3 separate regions of the Mus musculus genome follow, and regions 2 and 3 are each linked to region 1. Evidence: chromatin loops called from intact Hi-C (ENCODE). Cell type or tissue: heart. All regions are shown on one strand.

What was found. A loop is a pair of places that touch in the nucleus more often than their neighbours do. Peaks named below come from ENCODE experiments on the same cell type or tissue, not always from the same donor. Only the 100,000 strongest peaks of a DNase experiment are listed, where the experiment ranks them.
Region 2: a loop joins it to region 1, with 3 times the contacts of the local background. A loop is called at or near these places in 15 of 42 quality-filtered maps.
Region 3: a loop joins it to region 1, with 4 times the contacts of the local background. A loop is called at or near these places in 5 of 42 quality-filtered maps.

The regions. Positions count from the first base shown.
Region 1 is chr5:23,652,720-23,660,719 of GRCm38, forward strand. All of the region lies in intron 2 of Srpk2 (serine/arginine-rich protein specific kinase 2), which reads right to left. Among named protein-coding and RNA genes, the nearest start is that of Srpk2, 19 kb to the right of the region's middle. In heart, a CTCF peak has its summit at 4,080 (motif pointing left); no DNase peak of the experiment used is centred here.
Region 2 is chr5:23,498,257-23,506,256 of GRCm38, forward strand. Kmt2e (lysine (K)-specific methyltransferase 2E) reads left to right here. Exons shown (of 26, transcript NM_026984.2): 21 at 1-38; 22 at 1,026-1,336; 23 at 2,000-2,088; 24 at 2,195-2,320; 25 at 2,471-2,556; 26 at 3,268-5,979. The coding sequence ends at 4,791. Srpk2 (serine/arginine-rich protein specific kinase 2) reads right to left here. Exons shown (of 16, transcript NM_001359173.1): 16 at 5,100-8,000. Among named protein-coding and RNA genes, the nearest start is that of Kmt2e, 68 kb to the left of the region's middle. In heart, no CTCF peak of the experiment used is centred here; a DNase peak (open chromatin) is centred at 4,385.
Region 3 is chr5:23,548,638-23,556,637 of GRCm38, forward strand. All of the region lies in intron 3 of Srpk2 (serine/arginine-rich protein specific kinase 2), which reads right to left. Among named protein-coding and RNA genes, the nearest start is that of Kmt2e, 120 kb to the left of the region's middle. In heart, no CTCF peak of the experiment used is centred here; a DNase peak (open chromatin) is centred at 3,204; H3K27ac peaks cover 969 bases.

The DNA.
Region 1 (8,000 bases):
CAAAACAAAAATTAGTACTATCCTGAGATTAAAACGCAAATTCTCACAAATAGCAACCAGTAAGGTTACTTCTACCACAATGAAAGCCAATAAGCAAGTTAAATATATCTTATAGTCGAGATAAAAATCAGTAATATTTTTACCATTTAATTATTTTAGCTTTTAAACTAATTTCACAAAAATATTACAAAAGCTTATCTCCCATCAGAAGCTACACAATGGCCCTCAAGACCAGGCAGTGGTGGCACATGCCTTTAATCCCAGCACTCGGGAGGCAGAGGCAGGCAGATTTCTGAGTTCGAGGCCAGCCTGGTCTACAGAGTGAGTTTCAGGATAGCCAGGAATACACAGAGAAACTCCATCTTAAAAGCTTATACCTACGTCTATTCAGTAGAAAAAAACAGACAATGTTGCTAAGACAACACACAAAGTGGGCTGAAAATAGAACTACTAACGTAAACAGCTGGAACCGAAATTGTAAGGATAAGTCTCCAGGGTTTTATGAATTCAGCAACAGATTCTTAAGATACATTTAAAAAAAAAAAAAAGTATAGGCAAGGCCTTCCTGATGATCCAGTGAAAAAATCAGGAAGCTATATATCCTGAGAATTTTGCCCACCCTCACCATCTCCTAGCTCCAGACTTGCAGCTCATGTGCTGGCTCTCCCTAAAGAAGACTGTTACAGAGAACAACTGACTTAAGAGGCCCACAACCTGGGGCTGGCTAGTCGGCTCAGTGGTGAAGAGCACTGACTGCTCTTCTGAAGGTCCTGAGTTCAAATCTCAGCAACCACATAGTGGCTCACAACCATCTGTAATGAGATCTGATGCCCTCTTCTGGTATGTCTGAAGATAGCTACAGTGTACTTACATATAATAATAAATCTTTGGGCCAACCAGAGTGAGCAGAGGTCCTAAATTCAATTCCCAACAACCATATGAAGATTCACAACCACATGTACAGCTACAGTGTACTCATACATAAAATAGATAAATCTTTAAAAAAAGAAAAAGAGAGAGAGGTCCACAACCCAAATGACATGTTTACAACCCTACTCAGGTACAAGAGAGGGCAGAAGATTTTAGGAGCTGGAGGATGCTTCTAGGTAGTATCTTCTATACATGACAGGGAAACCAAATCCATGAAACCTCACCTATATGGCTGCCTAAAGTAACAGTACACATGCCACAGCAGATGAGGGAAGTCTAACAAGACCCCACCCACAGATGGGAAGCTATCTTCAATTAGCTTTAGAGGAGGAGACTAATATCCTGATATGTTACCAATCCCAAGTGGTTTATGTACATGTGAGCAGCACTGAATGCGCTCAGCAAACTGTATTTATATATACGTATTTGTGTATGTGTTTGCCTGTAAAGCAATAAAGAGGTTGTGAATTTGAGAGGAAGTTGGGGGAACAAGAGGGGTCTGAGAGGGGAGACAGAGGAAAGGAAGTGATGTAAATACAATCCCCATGTATGCCTTCTATGCTATACAAATGAACCTTAGAAACATGTTAAATGACAGACGCTACAAAGTCATGGATTGTATGACTCTATAAACATGAAATGTAGCCAGCCAGGCTTAGCTACTTTGTGGGCTCTTTTTTCCCACATATTATCTCCCTGACTTCATCTTCTATCACTAGACAAGAAAAAATGATGGGGGGTGTCTTTGAATTGTATTTCTTTCCTTTTGTTTCTTCTTTGCTTTGTAGCTGATCTTTGCCAAGGCTGTGGGTTCTTTTCTCACCTTTTATCCTCCCTCCCCATTCACTCCCTATCCCTAAATAGAAGAGAAATGGGAGAAAGCAAAAAAGAGAGAGATCTGAATCTAATTTCTTTCTACTTGTTTCTCTTTGAGCATGACAACTAACAAACTGTAACCCACCCCCATGAACGACCAACAACTACCCACCGCACCTATCTGGGCTCTAGCATTTATAGACCCTCTTTAAGGGTCTATAATTCCAAACATCACACAATCACAGAAACTATCTTTAACTAGCAAAAACATGTCTCTGCTAGAGCACAAGGCAAATCAGAGTCATCTGCTGCTGACAGTGCAAAGAAGCGTCACAGCCCCACACCTGGGATTAAAACAAAAGTATATTCTTATAATAGTTCTGGTTTTTAAGGAAACCAAAATTCCAGAATCTCACTACCATGAAATGTCTAAAAGAATAAATGTATCCTGGTAGTTCCCAGAATACAGAAAGAAAGAAACCACCTAATGAGTATAGTTTTGTTTCTGGACAATAAAATGTAAGAAACTAGATGCACATGATAGCTGGCCAACCGTGCCAATGTACTAATTGCCAATTAATTATTCATCATAATACACAGGTTATATCATGCTGTATACATTTCATTTCAAGGGCCTGCCTGCTTTCTCTTCCCTCTCCACTTTCTTTTTAAAGACATGGTCTTACTCATTACTGTGCAGCCCTGGCCTCAAGGAGAGATTTGCCTGCCTGGGCCTCTCATGTGCTGAGAATATGTCTCATTTGCTAGGAAATACTCTTGCCAGGCCAAACATTTTCTCTCTCAGTCTCTAAATCACCCTGATGCAGCTGGTGAGAAACTACTGGGTCAAAATGCATTAGGCAGAGCTGGGGAGTTGGAAAAGTTCCTTTAAGCCGGGCAATGAGGTACACACTTTTGATCCAAGAGGCAGAGGCAATGAGGACTACACAGGGAAACCCTGTCTGGAAAAATGAAAGGAAGGAAGAAACAAAGGAGGGGATAGAGGTTGGAGGAGGGAGGAAGGAAGAACGGAGGAAGGGAGGAAGAAAGGAAGGAAGGGAGGGAGGAAGGGAGGGAGGAGGGAGTTAGTGTGAGGGACCTCCTTTAAATTAGTTATAAATTCATTAGCACCTTTCAAAGGCAAGTATTGAATTTTGAGGGTATACAATTACAGAAACCACAATCTCCAGTTGTTCAACAGGGTGTCACCTGAGGTCATCCCAAGCCTTGATTGAGTTAAGACCTCATATGCCTAAATCCTCAAGAATCCAGCTGTCCACATGCACTGAACCAAGCAAAATGCCAAGACACAAAGTGAACAAGAATGTCTGTCATCCCTGCAGTTGGGGCAGAGAGGCAAGAGTCCACATCACAAAGTAAGACCTGTCAGTGAATGAAAATACCAACAAATGAGTGAATATTCTAACAGTGAGGAGCACCAAAAGATGGCAGAACTACCCTTTAACTTAAAACCAAATAAACTGTATTAGCTAGCCAAAGAAAATCAGGCCTAAATATTGATAAATTCTAGTTAATAAATCATTTAAGATTAATACTACTAAATAAATCATTGGAATCATGTAGAATTGTTTGTATACTCTCGGTAAATCCTAACATCTAGACTATTATAAACCTGGAGGGAGGAGGAGATGATAAGCCCATGACAAATCCTTTATAGTCACCGGGTACTAAACCTGATCATCACTCAGTTTGAAAATGAAGCTGGGAGCGATAGCATGGGCATGCGCTCCCAGAACATGGCAGCAGAGGGAGGAGGACAGTCAAGAGCCCAAGGCAACCTTGGTCTATTTAACGAGTTTCATGCTCTACATAGGAAGTGTCAAGTCAGCTTCAGAACATAGTGAGACACAAAACAACAGTCAAACTTTCAAAAACCCATTACACTTTTAGAATGCACTGTGCAGAGCTGGACGTGCTGGCCCACACCTCTGACCCCAGCACTCACAGGCAGACTGCTATGAGTCTGCGATCTACAGCCTGCTCTACACAATAAGACTGTCTTAAAAAAAAAAAAACACTGCAAAACTGGGCATAGTGACACTGGCCTGTACTTTCAGCATTTGTGAGCTTAAGGCCAGGTTAGGATACTCAAGAAGACCAAGTGGCACATGTCTTATACGCCAACACTCAAGAGGCAGGCACAGGGGCTTCTGTGAGCTCCAGGCCATTTCATTTAATGAACTCTAGATCCACTTTTTAAAAAGCATATATGATAAGGGCATGAGCACACAACTGTTTACTGGTAGGAAAAGTAAGGTGTATCTTGCTATTAGTTTTACTATAAAAATAGTGATTTGTTGTTGCCACCTGCTGGTAAAATTCATCATTTGAACATTAATGGATTTGAATTCATTCATCGCTTCACATAAAGTATCACGATTGTTAAAATTAAACACACGAAAAGCTTACTTGTGCTTGCTAACATTGTCTTCTTTGTGACATCATAATCAAACTAATCTAGTAGACTTCTCTTTGGGAAAAATTGAAAGCTACATCAGAATTAATGGTGACTAAAGCTAGAAAGTGGCTCACACTACATTTTCAGGCCTTGGAAGACTGAGGGAGAAAGATTTAAAAGTTTTAGGACAATCTGATCTATAGTCTGAGGTCTAAAAACAGCAGTGGTCAGGAATGCAGGGGAAGGTTGAGTGGTGAGAATGATCAACCACACCTAACCTATGGAAAAATCCTACAGAAATCTGATAACTGATGAGAAATTTAAACACGCCGGGCATGGGGGCACACGGCACGCCTTTAATCCTAGTACTCGGGAGGCAGAGGCAGGCAGATTTCTGAGTTCAAGGCCATCCTGGTCTACAAAATGAGTTCCAGGACAGCCAGGGCTACACAGAGAAACCCTGTCTCGAAAAAACAAAAACAAAAAACAACAAAAAAAAAAATTTAAACACAGACACACACACACACTCTCACTCACACACTCCCTCACACACACACACACACACACTCTCACACACACACACTCTCATACACACACACTCACACACTCCCTCACACACACTCACACACACACACACACACACATACTCTCTCACACACACACACACACTTTTTAACATACTCTGTGCAGGTAAAGCCATTCCAAGAAACCACAATTAAAAAAAAAAAAAAATCCTTGTGCCAAGAGGCCGCCTTGCCATGTAAGCTGTCAGTGAGCAAGGCCCAGGCAGTCCCCACAACAAAACAGGAACTATCACTGTTATTTGCCCACCAGAACTAGATATCACGGCCTTACCTGTAATGGTGCCTTATACCTTTGCCTCAGAACACAAAAAAAGCATGCTGGAACTGGGTTGAAAGAGCCTTTGCTTGCTGGGTAAAAGGTGTTCTTAGACTTGCCTGTGGAAACCTCTATGTAGCAAAACCAATCCCAAAGAAAGACTCACCTCCTGATACAACCATGAAAAAGTCTATTATGAAGGAAACCAAGTGCCACTTCACAAGACAGAGTTCTATATGCCACTGTCAACTCAGTCAAAAGCCAATAGTTGAGGTTATAGGACTTCCTGCACAAGATGTCTGTCACTGTTGCTTCTCTGAACAGACTTGATGTGCCCATCCAACTGCCTTCCTCAGACTTGTGCTTACTCCGATAAAACACTGCTGCCTTTGCTCAGAGACTCTTCTCTCAGAAAATCTGTCAGCAGTGAGTGTAAAGCATGGTCCAAGTACAAGAGACAAACCAGCTGTCAATCCTCAACCAACAATGGCTCCTCACCCCCTCTAGCACTCCGGGATGGGACGGACTGTCTCAGAAGAGGGTGCACAGCATGTGGGAGCTGGAGGGGTGGGACACGAGAGATGCTAACCTCCCTGCACAGCACCGCTACTGCACTTCTGAGCTGTGATCACCTAGACAAGACTGCCATCATAAGGGACTAGCAATATCCTGATAAGGGTAGAGGAGGGGACCAGGGGGCCCTCTTCTTCTGAGGAATTATGAAAGTCAGAGGTCAGTGAATGAGCCGAGACATTTTCTACAGTGATGCAGCCCCTGGTAAGGCGCCCACGCACCCGAACTCTCACTCACTCCGCTAAACAACCCCAGTGAAACCCACTCGGTTACCAAAGTGGGGAACTACTTAGAAAAGAAAGAGAATCTGTGGGAGAGAGTAATGGGAAGTGAATATATTCAAACCACACTATGTACACTATGGAAATAGTATAATGAAAGCCATTGTTTATGTAATTAATGCTAATAAAATAAATAAATAGCTAATAAATACTAACAAAAATATTAATATTGTGACTTTTAACAGTAACCTCACATAAATTTGCATCAGTATACTGAGATAGTTTTTAATGCCATAAGAATTTGTGGAAAACATAAAATCCTTAGTTAATAATATTTTCAAGATGTGATTCTTCTTATAAATAACTCAAATGTTTACATACATCAGGTGAGAATTTTATATCCATTTGCAGTTAATTATGATCAAGCTTTTTTAAGCCCTCCAGTGTCTTCTAGTTCTTACAGTGACCATTCAACATGAAGGGGAGGGACACAGGGTCTCTACCACAGCTGAGAAGCTACTGACATCTAATGGTTCTGAAGGAAAGAGATCCAGCTTTCCTAGGGTGTGGCCCCTGGTAGGTTGACCGCCTTCCAAAAGTTAAAGAACTCAAAGCAGTATGGCAGCAGCACGGGAGCTGACGGCTCACTAGGACAGACTCACAGACGGTCAGAACAAAGGCGATGCTGCAGGAGAAGTACAGACTCCGACAATGATGCCTGGCAACTGAGCATTCACAAGCAAAGCAATCTGGGTGGTCACACTCTCAAAAAAGTGAGCTCAAAATGCCACGGGTCTCAATGCAAAACACAGCTCCCAGAAATAATATGAGAAAATTTAAATATAATGACTTTCTGGAATACAGATACAACACCAAAGGCATAATCCTTGAAAGAATAAGCTGGACCTCACTAAGATTACAAATGTCTCCTGTGAAAGACATTGTCAAAAGAATGACAAAAATCAACGGAGCAAAAGAGGACTCTAATGGAGGAGTCTGAGCCAGTCCAGGTAGGCTCACGTGGCACAGGCTTGTAATAGCAACTGGCAGAGGCAGGAGGACTGCCACAGACTGAAGCCAGCCAACAACAAAACCAGCAAAGAAAACAGCCTTATAACCCGACATATGTAAAGAACTCTTTTTTTTCTTTTCTTTTCCTTTCTTTTTTTTTCTTTTTTTTTTTTTCTTTTTCTTCACTCCGACCCTGCTCAGTCCAGCCTATTTATTTATTATATATAAGTACATCGTAGCTATCTTCAGACACTCCAGAAGAGGGCATCAGATCTCATTACAGATGGTTGTGAGTCACCATGTGGTTGCTGGGATTTGAACTCAGAACCTTCAGAAGAGCTGTCAGTGCTCTTAACTGCTGAGCCGTCTGTGAAAAACTCTTAAAACTCAGCCATGGTGGGAGGGCAAAGGAGGTAGGAGCTAGGTGGATTAGGGAGGTGTTGGGGGAAGGAAGAATATCCTATTAAGATCAAAATACATTTCATAAAATTGTCAAAGAAGGGCTGGAGAGATGGCTCAGCGGTTAAGAGCGTCGATTGCTCTTCTGAAGGTCGTGAGTTCAAATCGCAGCAACCATATGATGGCTCACAACCATCCGTAATGAGATCTGACTCCCTCTTCTGGAGTGTCTGAAGACAGCTACAGTGTACTTACATATAATAAATAAATAAATCTTTTTTAAAAAATTGTCAAAGAATAAAATTGTGACCCAAAGATCCTCAAGAGGCACTTCACGAAAAACTACAAACATGCCAAATTATCGGCACATGCACCAGGCAGTGCTCCCCATCACAAACTTTAAGGAAATGTTAAAGATAATAAGTGAGAGGGCGTAGGCTTGGGCAGACGGCTGTGTGCCGAGAAGTACTTGCTGCACAGGCATGAGGACAGAGGACAGAGCCCAGACCTCACAGAGAAAGCAAGCAACCTGCAAGTTCTATGTCACAAGGCCAAGATCACTGGGGCTTGCTGGTTGCCAGTCCTGTCCAGGTTCAACAAGACCTGTCTCAAGAACACACAGCGGAAGCATCCTCTGATCTCTGCCCACACATGGGCATTCCTACACAAAGCCTACCTAGGAAACTACACATACCTAGTCAGAAGTACATGCATGCACGCACGCACACACGCACACACGCACACAGGCCATTGCTTCAAAAAACCCAAAACAGCCAAAATGTTGAAAAGAA
Region 2 (8,000 bases), 150 kb before region 1:
GGAGTTGCACGCCCCAGAATCCACCACAAAAGAAAAAGGTTATAATTTAACAATTTATAGTCTTTATAATAGTGGGTTTTTTACTTTACTCTTAAGGGTTATTGGTAGTTACAGCATGTGTTACGTGAGGCATTTTGTAACTTAGTTATGTAAATTAAGGTTTTCATATGTATATTTTTTAATTTTTTTGTAAATAATTTGATGTTCCTAAGAAAGTAAAAATTATGGTGATATGAAAACTTCTAAGAAATGTAGTCTGAGATAAAAGCCTCAAGATGATTTTTTTTTATGAAGCAAGTAACTTTTAAAAATAAACACCTCCACCAAAGCAATAGGTAGATAATACTTACTCTTATTTCTCTTATTTTACATTGAGCAGGCAGCCTTGGAGAGAAGAAATGCCTCTTCACCATCATAATACTTACAGTATTTAGGCCATGGATGTAAGAGTATTTTCAAAGTATGATACTGCTTGCTCAGATTCTATCTTAATACAAAAGTATCTAATCTTGACACAGTTAGAATGCCTTATTTTTCAAGATTGGGAAAAACAGCACTTATTTGTTTAATAGGCTTAACTGCATATAAGTCAAAGCATTTTAGTGATATGTGCTTTTAATTTTTATAACAGAGTCCAGTTGGCAACTTTGTGGGAAGCAATGTAGTATAGTGGAAAGAGCACGGGCTTTCAAATAAGACCTAGGTTCGAATCCCGGCTCCAACACTCACCAGCTGTGTGACCTGGAGTGAGTGAGTTACTCAATTTCCTCATCTGTAAAATGGGGATGATAATATAACCTATTTCTTAGGGTTGTTGTGAGGATTAAATGAGATAATGTATATAAATCATCTAAATAAAATGCCTGACATATAGTAGGCATTTAATAATTGTTAATTATTTATGGAAATTCAATTATTTTCATAATTTTTCTAATATAAATGCTGCAGTATCCTTTTTTAAAAAAGAAAATTGATTCTGATACACAAACAAGAATAAGAGATTTACTTTTTCTTTCTTGTCTAAGGTTTCTCTATTAGAATACCGTAAGAGACAACGTGAAGCTAGGAAGAGTGGGTCTAAGCCAGAGAACTTTGCTTTGATTAGTGTGTCACCTCACCCGAGTGGGAGCCTGAGCAGCAGTGGCGACGGGTGTGTCCACAGCAGTGAAAACGGGGAGCAGGCAGAAAACCAGGCTAGCTTGCCTTTACCACCGCCTGCTGCCGCCGCCGCCGCCACCGCCGCCGCCGCTTACAGTGCCTCTTCTGAAGAAGGCAGCAGTAACTGTCCTGTTAAAGACGCCAATTCCAGTGAGAAGAAAGACCCAGAAGTTCAGTGGTAAGTCCCTTCTACAATGTGCCACTATGCAAGGAGAAAAACCTGTTAGAGAATTCTTCTACCTGTTTGCTGTTTTGGAATGATAAAATAGACAGTGGTTGAAGGTGATCACCTCAGAAGCTGTGGCTGTGAACTATGTAAATATTCCTTCCTGCAGAACTTGTCACTCCAGGCAGTGTCCTAGACAGTTTCTTTACCTCCCCTACCAGTTAATTTTGGCTGAAGCAGCAGTTTTACTGTTTGAATAAGAGCACAGCAGCTGCATTTAAGATGGGTCTTGGCAGCCATGTGAAAGACGGCTCAGTCCCCAGTCTGACTGACCACTCTGACACAGACACTTGGATTCTGTTGGAAGGATTTTGCTCCCTTTGGCAACCTAACATGACCTTAAAAATGTTAACACAATATTTCCAGCTTACCCCTCTTTCACCAAGAAATTGCCAAAGACAAATGTTAGTCTGATTTCTTTGAGTAAACCGTAATAAAATCTCAGTTTGGAGCATGGTTAGCAATGTAAGAGGCTATTTTTAAAGCTTAACCCCAAAGTTTTGTCTCATTATAGCAAACTCCTTCATCTGAAGGACATTTTGCTCATCGGGAGACAGAAGAGTCAACCTAGCTGGTGACAGCTTCTCTGACCTTAGGATGTGTTTTCTTTTAAAGGACTGCCTCCACTTCAGTGGAGCAAGTGAGAGAGAGAAGTTACCAGAGAGCCTTACTGCTCAGTGACCACCGCAAAGACAAAGACAGTGGTGAGTGCGCTTGCTTCTGCTCTCCCAATGCTTCTGCCTGCTTGTGCTCTGCTCCCTGTGAGCGCACGCTAATGGTCTCTCTGGGTCTGCTCTGCTTCATCCATAGGGGGAGAGTCACCATGTGTCTCATGCTCACCGAGTCATGTTCAGTCTCCACCTTCATCTCATTCAAATCACATTCCCCAGGTGCACGCTCAGAGCCTAGCTCCTTCTTTGAGTGAACTCATGGCAGGTCAGTAAGCAGATGACCGACCTATCATGGTGATTATGTTAAAGTGCTTTATAGTAAGAGAAAGAACTGTGTACAGTGAGCACTCTGTGTGTCTACAAGAGGCAGTATGTCTTGTAATCTTATTTACTGTAGGTTTCTTCTCCCTTACAGACCCTGATGCGGAAGGTACAGAAGCCACAAGTACAAGTGAATGTCCATCCCCTGACACTTCTCAGAGCCCTTCTAAAACAAGCAAGGTAACGACACTGACCTTTCAAGTCTGGTCCCTCATGGAAGTGGTGGAACATCAGACTGACTTTTCCCTGCCACATCAAGTGTCCGTTTGTGGTCTCTGTACTCTTCCTGTTTTCTCACTCTTGTGTTGAGCTGTGTGTACAGACAGTCCTGACTTAACCTTGCAGTTTTCTAAGTACCCTTCCGTAGTCAACATTTCTCACTCAAATTTATTCCTGACTTCATGGGATACTCTTAAGGACCTGCCAAGCAGCACTCCGTATGTCAAAACTCAGGTGACATTCATCCGGAATAGACTGTTCTCTCTATCCTGGTCTGTGATGAGCTGGTGGGCCTGCAGACCACTGTAAAATTGAGGGCCACACTGGGGTTACCCTTGGAAGTAAAAAAAGCATTTTAAGGCTAAATGGTTTAATGAACAATTTTTGTTTATTCAAAGCAGTTTATCTTTAGTTGGGTAAAGAAATTATATGAAATCAAAATTTGATAAGTTTTAAGGTTGTCAGAGGCTGAAAGTTGTTTGAAGAAAATGGAAAATAGGGACCATCAGGTCTAGAGAATGTATTTAAGCTTACACAAATGGAAAACCTTACACAATGTACTGAGAAAAAAAAAACTCACCGTTGTCGTCCTCACACTGCTTCCTGCCCTCTTACTAAATAACATTAAATTCCAGTGACATTCTCTCATACTTCTTTTTTTTTCCTTCGTAGCCTGGTTCACCAGGGCCAATCAATCCTGCTCAGTCACATGGGAAAATACTCACAAAACCAGATAGCCACTGGGAGGCAACTGCCACTGTATCAGAAGCTGACAACAGTGTTCACCAAAACCCAGAGCCTCAGCACAGACAGCTGTCAAGTAACACCCCAGCACTTTCTCAGAACCATGCTCCTCAGGCCCACGCTCTGAGTGCGAATGATCAACTTCCGCAAAAGCTGCCTTCTGCACCGACGAAGTTGCACTGTCCTCCGTCACCTCACACAGAAAACCCTCCCAAGTCCTCCACACCTCACACCCCCGTGCAGCATGGTTACCTCTCGCCAAAGCCTCCTTCACAGCACTTAGGATCTCCCTTCAGGCCTCACCATTCACAATCACCTCAAGTTGGAACTCCTCAACGAGAGACTCAGAGAAACTTTTATGCAGCGGCACAGAACCTTCAAGCTAATCCTCAGCAGGCAACTTCTGGAGCGTTATTTACCCAGACACCCTCAGGACAATCTTCAGCAACCTACAGTCAGTTCAACCAACAGAGTCTCAACAGCACGGCCCCACCCCCTCCCCCTCCTCCCCCTCCTTCATCCTACTATCAAAACCAGCAGCCCTCTGCAAACTTTCAGAATTATAATCAGCTAAAAGGTAGTCTTTCCCAACAAACTGTGTTTACATCTGGACCAAATCAAGCACTTCCTGGCAGCACCAGCCAGCAATCAGTTCCTGGACATCACGTTACTCCAGGGCATTTTCTGCCATCTCAAAACCCCACCATTCACCATCAACCTGCTGCTGCTGCTGTGGTCCCGCCCCCGCCCCCACCCCCGCCCGCTCCAGGACCACACCTCATACAGCAGCCAAGCTCACATCAGCAGCACTCTGTAGCACATGGAGTTGGGCCAGTTCATGCTGTTACCCCTGGGTCACACATTCATTCTCAAACTGCAGGACACCATTTACCACCACCCCCTCCACCACCTGGTCCTGCCCCACATCACCATCCCCCACCCCATCCTACCACGGGACTGCAAAGTCTACAAGCACAACACCAGCATGTAGTAAACTCGGCACCCCCGCCCCCTCCCCCTCCCCCGCCCCCTCCCCCAGCCAGTGTTCTGGTTTCTGGGCATCATTCAGCATCAGGTCAAGCCTTACACCACCCACCTCATCAAGGACCTCCACTTTTCCCTGCAAGCGCTCATCCAGCTGTCCCGCCGTACCCCTCACAAGCCACACATCATACCACTTTGGGACCGGGACCCCAACACCAGCCTTCCGGAACAGGGCCACATTGTCCATTACCAGTTGCAGGTCCTCATCTCCAGCCCCAAGGACCAAACAGTATTCCAACCCCTACTGCTTCAGGGTTCTGTCCTCATCCTCATCCTGGCTCTGTGGCCCTGCCACATGGGGTGCAAGGACCTCAGCAGGCATCGCCAGTGCCTGCACAGATTCCAATTCACAGAGCACAGGTGCCGCCGACATTTCAAAACAATTACCACGGTTCAGGGTGGCATTAAAATGGACTCCAATAACATTTTTTAAAATGTTCTGTAAGATAAACTGTATATTTCATATGTACCTGTTAAGGTACTTTTTAAAGCTTGTACATGAAACTTTGTATAAAAAAACAAAAACAAAACAAAAAAAAAAAAACAAAAGCAAACACCAGTGCTCTTTCATTGTATCTTTCCCATTTTTGCTTTTTACACTTCCTTATGAAATGTGCTCTTAAGCCAGCTGTAGGTATCTTTATTTTGTAAGTGAACATTCCAACTGTTTTTCTGACCATAGATCTGATGATACATGACCTTTAAATTTCATTGTTGCAGTTAAATTCATTTAATGAATATTTTCTGTATTATTTTATACATATGCATTAAGTATACAGTTAAAGAAAGCACTAAGGATTTCCTTTTTTTTTTATGGTCAGCAGTTATTTGAGTGCATCTTAGGTCTGAAAATGCAATACAGGTTTTTATGATTTGGTGTGGACATGGCTCATATTGTTTTATCAGTTTTTTGCAAGCAAAATGTAATTTAATGTATAGATAATTTTTAGTGTCTCCTGACAGACTGTAAATACTGAATTTCCTTTGCGTATATAATTGCTCCCGCCCTTTTCATTTGGAATATAGCACTGTACATATGGCAAGTCTGCTGCAAACGTGTGATCTCTGTGAAAGTAGTACAGCACATGACCTTTCCTTTTTATTTCAATACGCTGTCACATTGAAGCACTGGTTGGGCATTTTAATTCATGTTAATAAACCACAATTATGTCAGTTTTACTAAATTGTTCTGTACAACTTCTGAGATTGAGGTCTGCTTAATGATTTTACAAAAGTTAAGATTTTCAAATATAATTTGTAAGTAAAGAATCATTCATTTTCTTCGGTAGCTGCTACCTCAGCTGCACTGCAGGCTACCAGCAGCCGATCTGGGTGAGTCTCACGGTCCTCTCTACTGCTTGCCTTTCCTTTAGAAGCACGGGTCAGAGGAAATTAAATAGCCACTCTATGCGACTTAGCTAACAGTCTAAGAACCTAACATTCTACTACAACATTAATCCACATTATTGATGCATTCCATACTGTATAGTTGCACACTGCAGTTTAACGCAGTTTGAAAAGGAGTAATTTACTTAAAACAGGGAGATTTAATTTGTACAGTATAAAATATGACTGAAATAGCTCCACTAATCAAAACTGATATGAAAATATGTTTAATACTAGCTTTAGGGCTTTAAGTTGTAGAAAATAGGTCTCTTTAAACAAAACCAAGGGCGAAAGGCATTATTCTGAAATACGTCAAATAGAATGAAGAGGGTTTCAGTGAATATTTTATTACTGAAAGAAGATATACCAGTTGTGACTTTTTTTTTTTAATTATCAGCTTCTGCTGTCTACCTCTCAGGAGTGGCCCTATTTACCACCTTCCAAACATGTGACACAATTGGGCCCAGTATATAAATTTTGTGCATCAGGAAAAACAGCAAACTCAAGAAATTAGATTTGGTAGTGACTTAAATCATGTTTTATCATTTAATTCCCATTTGAAAATTAACTCTGATGATATTCGAGAATACAGCTCATTTAGGGCTTAAAATCAGTGACCCAAGTTTCTGAAGAAACTTGCCCATGTTCTCCTTAGGATGCTTACCAAAGAAACCTGAATCTGAAAACTGACAGGTTCACATTGTGTCCCTCCATGACAATTTCAGACAGACCAAAGAAATGGCAATATTCACCCTTAAAATCACTTGTCCACAGACTTAAAGTAGCCAGCTAGCTAAGTAATTCATAACGAGAGCTCTTCTGCAAACTGAAACACTTCAACTAAATAGAATCTTTAATGGACACACTCTACAAACTTCTAATTCAGAGAGAGATTGTGTGTGTGTGGGGGGGGGGGTAGTGAGGGGTGGCATGCCTAGGTAGGCAGATCTCCGAGTCCTTGCCTCACAAAATAAGAAAAGAAAAATAATCCGAACGTGTTTTCTATTCCAATGAAAGTTTTTTTTACTCATACCTGTTAAGTTATGCATGGTGCAGGGAATATGGACAAACAAGCAGATCTCGTTAAAGAGTAGACTTCTTTTACACTCCCTACTACTTTTTCTCTGGATGGTTCTGCCATTTTTTAGATTAGCTATTTCTGGATCTGCTAAAGTCACATGTGAGACCCACTGCTTGTAATTTTCCATGAAGATTTCATAGGGTCTTTTCACTAAAAAGACTGACTTGGCTATAATGTTCCAAATAACCAATGGTTCACTTTAAGCTTTTATTCTTTTTTCTTCCTAGATTTTCCTTCACTATATAACCTTGGGTGGCCTGGAGCTTATGCAGAACAGGCTGGCCTCAGAGATCTTCCTGCCTCTGCCTCCCAAGTGCTGATATTAAAGGAGTGCACCACCACACCCAACCTTTACATTTATTCTTTATCATCATGCTACCAAGAATCAGATATAACCATATGGTACCCAATCACAAAAGTGTATGCTAGAACTCCTTGGTATATCATACACTCGCTAGGGTATTATTAATAGAAGAACCACCTTAAGATTAATATTCTAGCTTCCTTTTCCAATTTGACATTTCTAACCTCATTAGACAAATTTCATTCAAATGGTAAAAGTTCTTTCAGAGGTAGGGAAAACATAAACACACTCTGTGGTTCTTATAGGAATGTTTCTATAGAAATCATGACTCAGCAGCCACCATTTGTCATAGGCTCTATAAGGAAACGCACAGCCTCATTGGAAAAACCCAGCATGCATAGTTTGTGAATGAGTGGCATCGTCTATCTTACTACAGTGTATGATATAAAAATGTTAAACCCTAAGAAGGATATGTGTCTTGTTCACACAGGGAAAGATTGGAGGGGACAGGGGAGGAAACCATTGCACTTACGATGAAACACTGATTAAAAAAAGGGAACACCCACATTGTAGATAATGAAGCTATAACTAAAGCCTCGTTCATAAATCCATTCTGCCTTAATGTATGTTCTGTGACAATCTGCAACTCCTTTAGCTTTGTTGACACTACAGAGAGCAAAGGTATGTTGATTCTGTCTCTTGAAATACAGGGTAATAAGCAAGGCAATGTCTGGAAAAACACCCCAAAACACTTTAATTTTTAAGACAAGTGCAAGCACCCCAAACAAAGGATTATTGTTACAACACTTGTTAGCTTTTCACAATCTAATTATTGCAAAGGCATAT
Region 3 (8,000 bases), 100 kb before region 1:
ATCTTAAAGAAAGAAAGAAACCCCCTGCACACACAAACACACACACAAACCAAAACCAACATCAGGTGGGAGACTCATGCTTATAATTCCAGCACTTGGAGAAGGTACTCTGTGAGTTCAAGTTCCCATTATTTATTGAATTATAGGCCTGTCTAGACATTAGAATGAAACCTGATATCAAACAAACAAAAATCTCAAGATATTTTATCTACTTCAAGATACAAAGCATGATATATCAATGTGAAATGCTGCTGAAGCAAACCACAGGCATCTCTAACATTACACACCTGTGCTGCAGACCACGGGCCTCTCTAACATTACACACCTGTGCTGCAGACCACGGGCCTCTCTAACATTACACACCTGTGCTGCAGACCACGGGCATCTCTAACATTACACACCTGTGCTGCAGACCACGGGCATCTCTAACATTACACACCTGTGCTGCAGACCACGGGCCTCTCTAACATTACACACCTGTGCTGCAGACCACGGGCCTCTCTAACATTACACACCTGTGCTGCAGACCACGGGCCTCTCTAACATTACACACCTGTGCTGCAGACCACGGGCCTCTCTAACATTACACACCTGTGCTGCAGACCACGGGCATCTCTAACATTACACACCTGTGCTGCAGACCACGGGCATCTCTAACATTACACACCTGTGCTGCAGACCACGGGCATCTCTAACATTACACACCTGTACTGCAGACCACAGGCATCTCTAACATTACACACCTGTACTGCAGACCACGGGCCTCTCTAACATTACACATCTGTGCTGCAGACCACGGGCATCTCTAACATTACACACCTGTGCTGCAGACCACAGGTATCTCTAACATTACACACCTGTGCAGCAAACCATGGGCATCTCTAACATTATACACCTGTGCTGAAGATACAATACCCACTTCTGCCTAAAGAAACTAGAAACGGCAGTAGAAATGAGCCTTAAGTAAACCCAAGAAAGAACACGATATGACCTGAAAGGTATGAAATGAAAAACAATAAACAATGAAAAGGACTATTTGAGAAAACAAAAACAATGCGTTTCTGACCAAGGTAATAAGGGGAAATAGAAAAACTAAGGAAACAAAACCAGGTTACAAACATTAGGTACAGTAGAGCCAACTCTGCCAAGTACCCTGAAGATGTGGGAAGGACACAGAACATAAACACACACATGGCTTAGACACAGGGAACATAAGCAACACATATGACATGACACAGGGAACATAAGCACACACATGACACAGACACATACACAGGGAACATAAACACACACATGGCATAGACATGGAATATAAAAACACATGACAGACATTGGGACCATAAACACACATATGACATGGACACAGGGAACATAAGCACACACATGACACAGACATACATACAGGGTACATAAGCATACACATGACATGGACACGGAATATAAGAACACATGACAATGACACAGGGAACATAAACACACATGAGATGGACACAAGGAACATAAACCCGTATGACTTGGACACAAGGAACATAAACACACATGACATAGACACACACCTTTAATGATACAAACAGTGAAATTTGACAACAAAAAACACCAATACTTCAAGAACCCCATTCTTATTTTTAGATTTGAGTTCATTAAACACACTATGATAAAAAAGTGCATAGTAGCTGGGTGTGCATGCCTGCAATCCCAGTACTTGGGAAGATGAGGCAGGTTTGAGGCTGGTCTCTGCTATACAGCAAGACCTCTTAAAAAAAAAACCACACACACAGTGGGAGAGGAAAGGCATGGTGCAATTTTCTAAACACTATGGAAGAAATACTGCTGGCTCTATACAATCTTTTCCATTATCTCCCATGTGAGATGTCTGTCTACTGCACTGTATATATTTATTTTTAAAAGTTATTAAGTAATGTGAAGTATAGACTGCAAGTGACAGCTCCTTCTGCTGAGGATAAACACCAGCAAAGCACACATCTGAGGAAGAAGTGTTTCCTGACTCCCCTGGCTCAGGTAAAGTGTTTTTCCTTTGTTTTTCTTATACCCGTCCATGAAGTCATCTTCTGCTCTGTCACACAACACAACAGAATGTATTTGCTACGTATTTCTCCCTTCTGTTCCCGAAGAGATGGCAAACCCTTAGGAGATGCGGCACAGGCTTTCTATAAATTCGGTATCTTCGGTGGCTTGTACATAGTACTTACTGGGACCGTAACAGACAGAACATATAACAAGCACACAGACATGAATAAGAGGGAGGGGTTTTTGTTACATAAAACAGCAAGTGCAGAGTGTGCCTCACCTTTAAAATATAAGCTAAAATCAGGCTTAGTGACCTGTGTCTTTAATTGCAGCCCTTGGAGTGGATTCAAGTGGAGCTCAGAGCCAGTCTAATCTACACAGTGAATAGTCAGGTCAGGCAGGGCTATACAATAAGATTCTGTCCACAGAGAGACAGGCAAACAAATAAGCAAGCAAACAAAAATCAAAACTTTTTAGGTTATTGTTGTAACAAAGGATGAGAGAGGAAAGCCTCATGAAGAAATCATGGAGATGGGTTTAAGTGGGATAAGTTTTACATAGGAAACAGAGAAATAGACTGGAGAGTTGCCTCAGTGGTTAAGGGTGCTGTCTACTCTTCCAGAGGACCCAGATTCAATTCCCAATACCCACATAGCAGCTCACAACTGTGTCTAACTCCAGTTCCAGGGAACCTGACACCCTCACACAGACATACATGCAGTCAAAACACAAATGTGTATAAAATAAAAATAAATAAACCCTAAAAAATTAAAGAAAAAAGAAAAAGAGGAAGTCACGGGTCTGGCTGAGAAGATCATTCCCAATTATACAAGAGTTTGGACTTAAAAAGAAAAGAGAGAGAGAGTTTGGAATTTGCTTTTTGTGGGGAGAAATTAACAAAGTATACCCGCCACACCATATCTCACGTCTGGACAAGGAGAACCTAATTTACATATACCTCCTCACGTAGTATCCCATCCAATACTACTGCTAAGAAAACTGTAAGACTTGTTATTTACTTGAGTTCATTTAAACAAAATATATTCTAAAGCAGTCTCTACCCTTCCTCAAGTATACACCACACACTGAACTGTGGCCTAACACGATCCCTGCGCAACTCCAGCCTAACCTATGAGTGCATCCATGTAACAGAGCAGCTGGGTCTCAGCCAATAAGGCAGACACCGCCCAAACATGACCATGTAAGGCAACTGGCAACTGCAGGGACCAGGGACTTGCTTGCCACTCCTTGTCCTTCCTGGTATGAAAGCCACCCGCCTATGTGACAGAGTAGGGCATGTCTGCAAGGTTGCCCAGTTCTAACGTTTGTTTTTTTTTTCTGGTCCAAATAATCTATGCAAATTCACAAGTTTTTCAGGCTTTTTGGTTGTTGTTTTTTTTTTAATCTGTAATTTAAGTTACAAGCTTCTTACATATGTCTACATACAATTAAAGGTCAGAGTTTGCTGATTGTTCAAGTGTGTTAATTCCCTCCAAATTGTAGATTAAACAACTAAAAGAGTTTACACCAACATTTTCCTTTTAGTTGTTTTTGTCTTTTATTATTTCTTAAATACCAGATACAACCATTTCTCGCTTCAGGATTTCTTTGACAGAATAATCTAACGCTCCACTCCATGAAAAACACTGTTAAATCATTTATCCTTCCCTTCGACTGAAAAACATCCTCTACAGAAACCAAATACAGTGGGATGTGTGCGCGTGTGTGTGTGTGTGTGTGTGTGTGTGTGTGCACGCGCGCGCATTTTTTACATTACAGGAAAGTCTTCCAGCGATCTAATATATGGTCACACCATCTTTATATTGAAAATTTCAATCTATTCAATATTTATTAGTCCTTGGCAATTTTTATATTTTAACATCTTTGTGGGGACTTATTTACACTTATTATCTCTATTTCACTTACGACTGTTTTATCTGTATGTATGTATACCATGTATTTGCCTGGAACTCACAGAGGCCAGAAGTAGGCATGAGATTTTATGGAACTAGAGTTACAAACAGCTGTCAGCAGCTAGGTAGGTATGGCAACTGAGCCCAGTACACTACAATGTCAACCACGATCCACTGAGAGCACGGAACCATCACTTCTGCCCCATGTTTTTTGTTTTTCTTACTTTTATTGTGGGCAACAATAGAGCAGCAGCACTGTATGAGATCATTAATTTTTACATAATTAAACAGCCTCACATAATTAAGCACTTAATCACCAATTGTTTAATTAAGAACATATGTTTTTAAATATCAGCTTGGACACTGGCAGCTCAATGACTTTCAGCTCATTTCTTAGTTCTTAATTATGCTCTGGATAAATAAAAGTACAATACATCACATTATGAACTGGAAAAAATATATAACCAACATTAGAATAAAAAAGCCTTAAATGGATGTAAGTCCAGTTCAGAAGCCAGAATCCACATGAGAAATACTGGGATTTTCTTTTTAACAAGTAAAAATATTCTTTAATAACTAAAACTGTTATAATAAAAAGAAATAGAAAAACATTTTCTTGGCTATTTAAAGCTAAAAATGACACTGCAATACATTTGAGACTTTAAAAATGAATTAAAAACTAAATCCCTTCATCCAGTCTAGATTTATTGCTATTTCTAAGCTAATTTGATTTGTAAGATAGAAGAGTGAATCAGAGTGTATAGTAACTAACCGGTACTGACATGTCTGCTGGTTAATTTTAACTGTCAATTGTTCCCATAACCTAAGCCACCTGGAAAGAAGGAGCATCAGCTGAAGAGTTGGCTGTGGAACACTGTCTTATCTGTGACTGAAGGAGCATCAGCTGAAGAGTTGGCTGTGGAACACTGTCTTATCTGTGACTGAAGGAGCATCAGCTGAAGAGTTGGCTGTGGAACACTGTCTTATCTGTGACTGACATGGGAGAATCCAACCCACTGGGGATGTTGTCAATATTCGACAAGCATAAAGAAGCTGAATGAGCCGGAGCCAGAGAGAGAAAGCTAGTTAGCAGCACACCTTGATGGCTCCTGCCTCACAGTTCCTGTCCTGGCTTCCCCCAGTGAGGGACTATTGCATTTGATTTACCAAAACAACAAAAAGCAAGCTAGAATAATGTTACAGTACTCTAAAGCACATTTCCATTCATTAAAAAAAATAAAAAGCACACACACACACACATGCCCCATAAATTAGCCTACAGGCAATCTTATGGAAGCATTTTCTCAGTTGAGTTCCCTCTTCCCAAATAACTCTAACTTGTGTCAAGCCGGCATAAAACTATCTAGCACAAGCCCCATTCTTAAGCCCTTTCTTAATTTAAAATCTAAAATTAATTAATACTTCCCAATTTAGTTATCATCTGTTGAGAGCATAGCAAAAATACCCTTGTGCCCACAGATCTCCAGGAATGTGAATCACACAGGACTGTCTGCTCAAGGGAAAGAATGTAAAACCTGTTCTTCCACCCAGAGAGCTGGGGCTCAGAAGTGACGTCGACTTGGTGGTCTGTGTTATATGTTAACCAGGACATACCAAGCTTCTACAACCAAGACCAGAGGTAGCTAGTAATCTAAATGACCCTTGCAGGCAGGAACTCCCCAAGACCCACAATCAGGACCAGAGATACCTAATAGTCTAAATGACCCTTACATTATCCGAACAGCCAGGAGCTCCCCAAAGCTGCCACAACCAGGAACAGAGGTCAATAGCCTGAATGACCTCTATGCTATCTGTATGACTGAGACCAGGCCAGAGTCTTCTTCTGGCCCTTAAACTAGTATAGGTACTATATCTCTAGAGCCCATCTTCTGGGAAGAAATGACACGTACCCTGAGTTGAGTTTCAATATAATTATGCCTCCTTGTGCACCCAGTATTATATTACATGAAGAAACTTTCTACAAATTATACCATATTTAAATTTGCTGGGATAAACTGCCTGGCATCACTTTCTAGAAGGTTTGATCCACATGGATGAAGCCAATCTGAATCATGTTTTCATTCTTACCAATCGGCAGTTCATTTCCCTGCCTGAAACCTACAGGGACCCCCACAATCATCAAAAAGATAAGACACATACCAACTTCTATATTCATGCATCTGGTATCCAATGCTATTAATAATATGGACATACTTTCTTAGTAGACATTAGATTTACATCTATGCCAAATTAAAAGTAGTAGATGAATGTATGCCTTAAGAAAAGTGGTTAGTTAGTATTATCTATGTGTAAGTTATACATATTTAAGAGTCTGCATCATTCTTTTATTGAATTCTATTCCTATATTCCAACGTATTGTCAAAGAAAGCAAATATAATAGTATCTTTTAGACTACCTAATCTTCTGTAATCCTAACATTTTATCCAAAAAAAACCCAATTCCATCCTTTGTATGAATGGGTTTCTGATGTGTTTGTATGAATGAGCTTATGATGTGTTTGTTATGAATGGGCTTATGGTGTGTTTGTAAGCAACAGAGTGACTGAAATAACCACATTGTTTCTGAGAACAGCTCAGAAGTTCCCAGCTTACATATGCATTTGCCTTACAACTCAAGAGTTTCCAGTTAAGAAGCCTGATAATTCTGCTATGAAACAAAGCAATGCACACAAAGAAAATGCATCCATAGCTTCCATTGGCAGGCCTGGACTTAAAGCCTAGTAGAAAGAACTAGGAGCTTTCAGATAATTCTGCACCCTAGCTAGAGTTAACTTGTAGCTGTCAGAGGTTCAAATGAGATCACCAACAGTATAAAGTACAGGCAAACCACTCCAGCTGTTTGTGTGAAACATCTCACATCTGCTCACAGACAAAATGCAAGGTCCTCAGCTCATTATCCTAACTTTGAGAGGTGGTGGAAACATTAGGAATGAGAAACTATTTGGAGGAAACCGGGCATGTGCCTTTGAAGGTAATATGTAGTCCTGCCGGTCTCTTCTTCATACTTATTTATTCTTATTTATTGTTAGGTGAACAAGCTTGTCGTCTTCACATTCCCAGTACCATGGTGTCCTACCTCACCAGCCCAGCATCCACGGAACCAAGGGGTATGAACAGAAACCTATGGAACCGAAAGCCAAAACAATTCTCTTTAAATTGTTTGTGTCACGTATTTTAGTCACGGGTATGTAAAGAAATTACACACAGAGGCGATTTAAAGCTTCCCCATAGGCCCAGTTTGATACATGATGATAACCAGAACTGCCCTGGCTAAACCATGACAAAGGTCACACACAGCGACCTCACTGATTCAAAGCAAACACGTGCCCACAGTCCTTAAAAGCCTAAGTCAGTATTTCTAAAAGTCATTAATCTTTTCCTGTAGGCTTTTCAAATTATCATATTTCTTCTCCTCTGCCTAAAAACATGCTTAGATAGCCTACCATAAAGACAATGTTCCCTTCCTCTTACCCAACTACATACCCATCAGTGTACTTCTGAGGATACCCCATGCTTCTGCATAGGTTACTGCCTCCCATAACTGACCCTCATCTCATGAGTCACTAGCTGCCCCCTAACAAGTGCCCTCTGAAGGGACTAGCCGGCCTGAGCACGGTGAGCACGGCATTCCCTCTGCCTTGCTAAAAGCTGTTAGATTACATTCCTCACGGTCTACTCCTTTATTTGACCACGTCTTCCTCCTGAGCCTGAGGACCAAGGTCCAACTACTGAAAGCCCCCTTTGGCTCACCTAATTAACATGCCCGATTATACTTAAACACCTTATTCTAACACCGAGTTTTCCCTAGCCTTTATAACCCCCCATTTTCTTATTGGGAAGTATCTGTCTCCTCTCTATCCAGAGGCAGTCCCTTGCCCCACTCTGGGACAAATACCCCTCCTCCTTCTCCCTTGTTCCCTTCCCATCTCCCTCATTTCCTGTCTTTGTCTCTTATTTCCCTGGCCTTTGTCCCTCTTGGGCAAATAAATCTCCTTTGTGCTGAGACCTTGGTCTTGAGATAACCTAAGCCAATACTGCC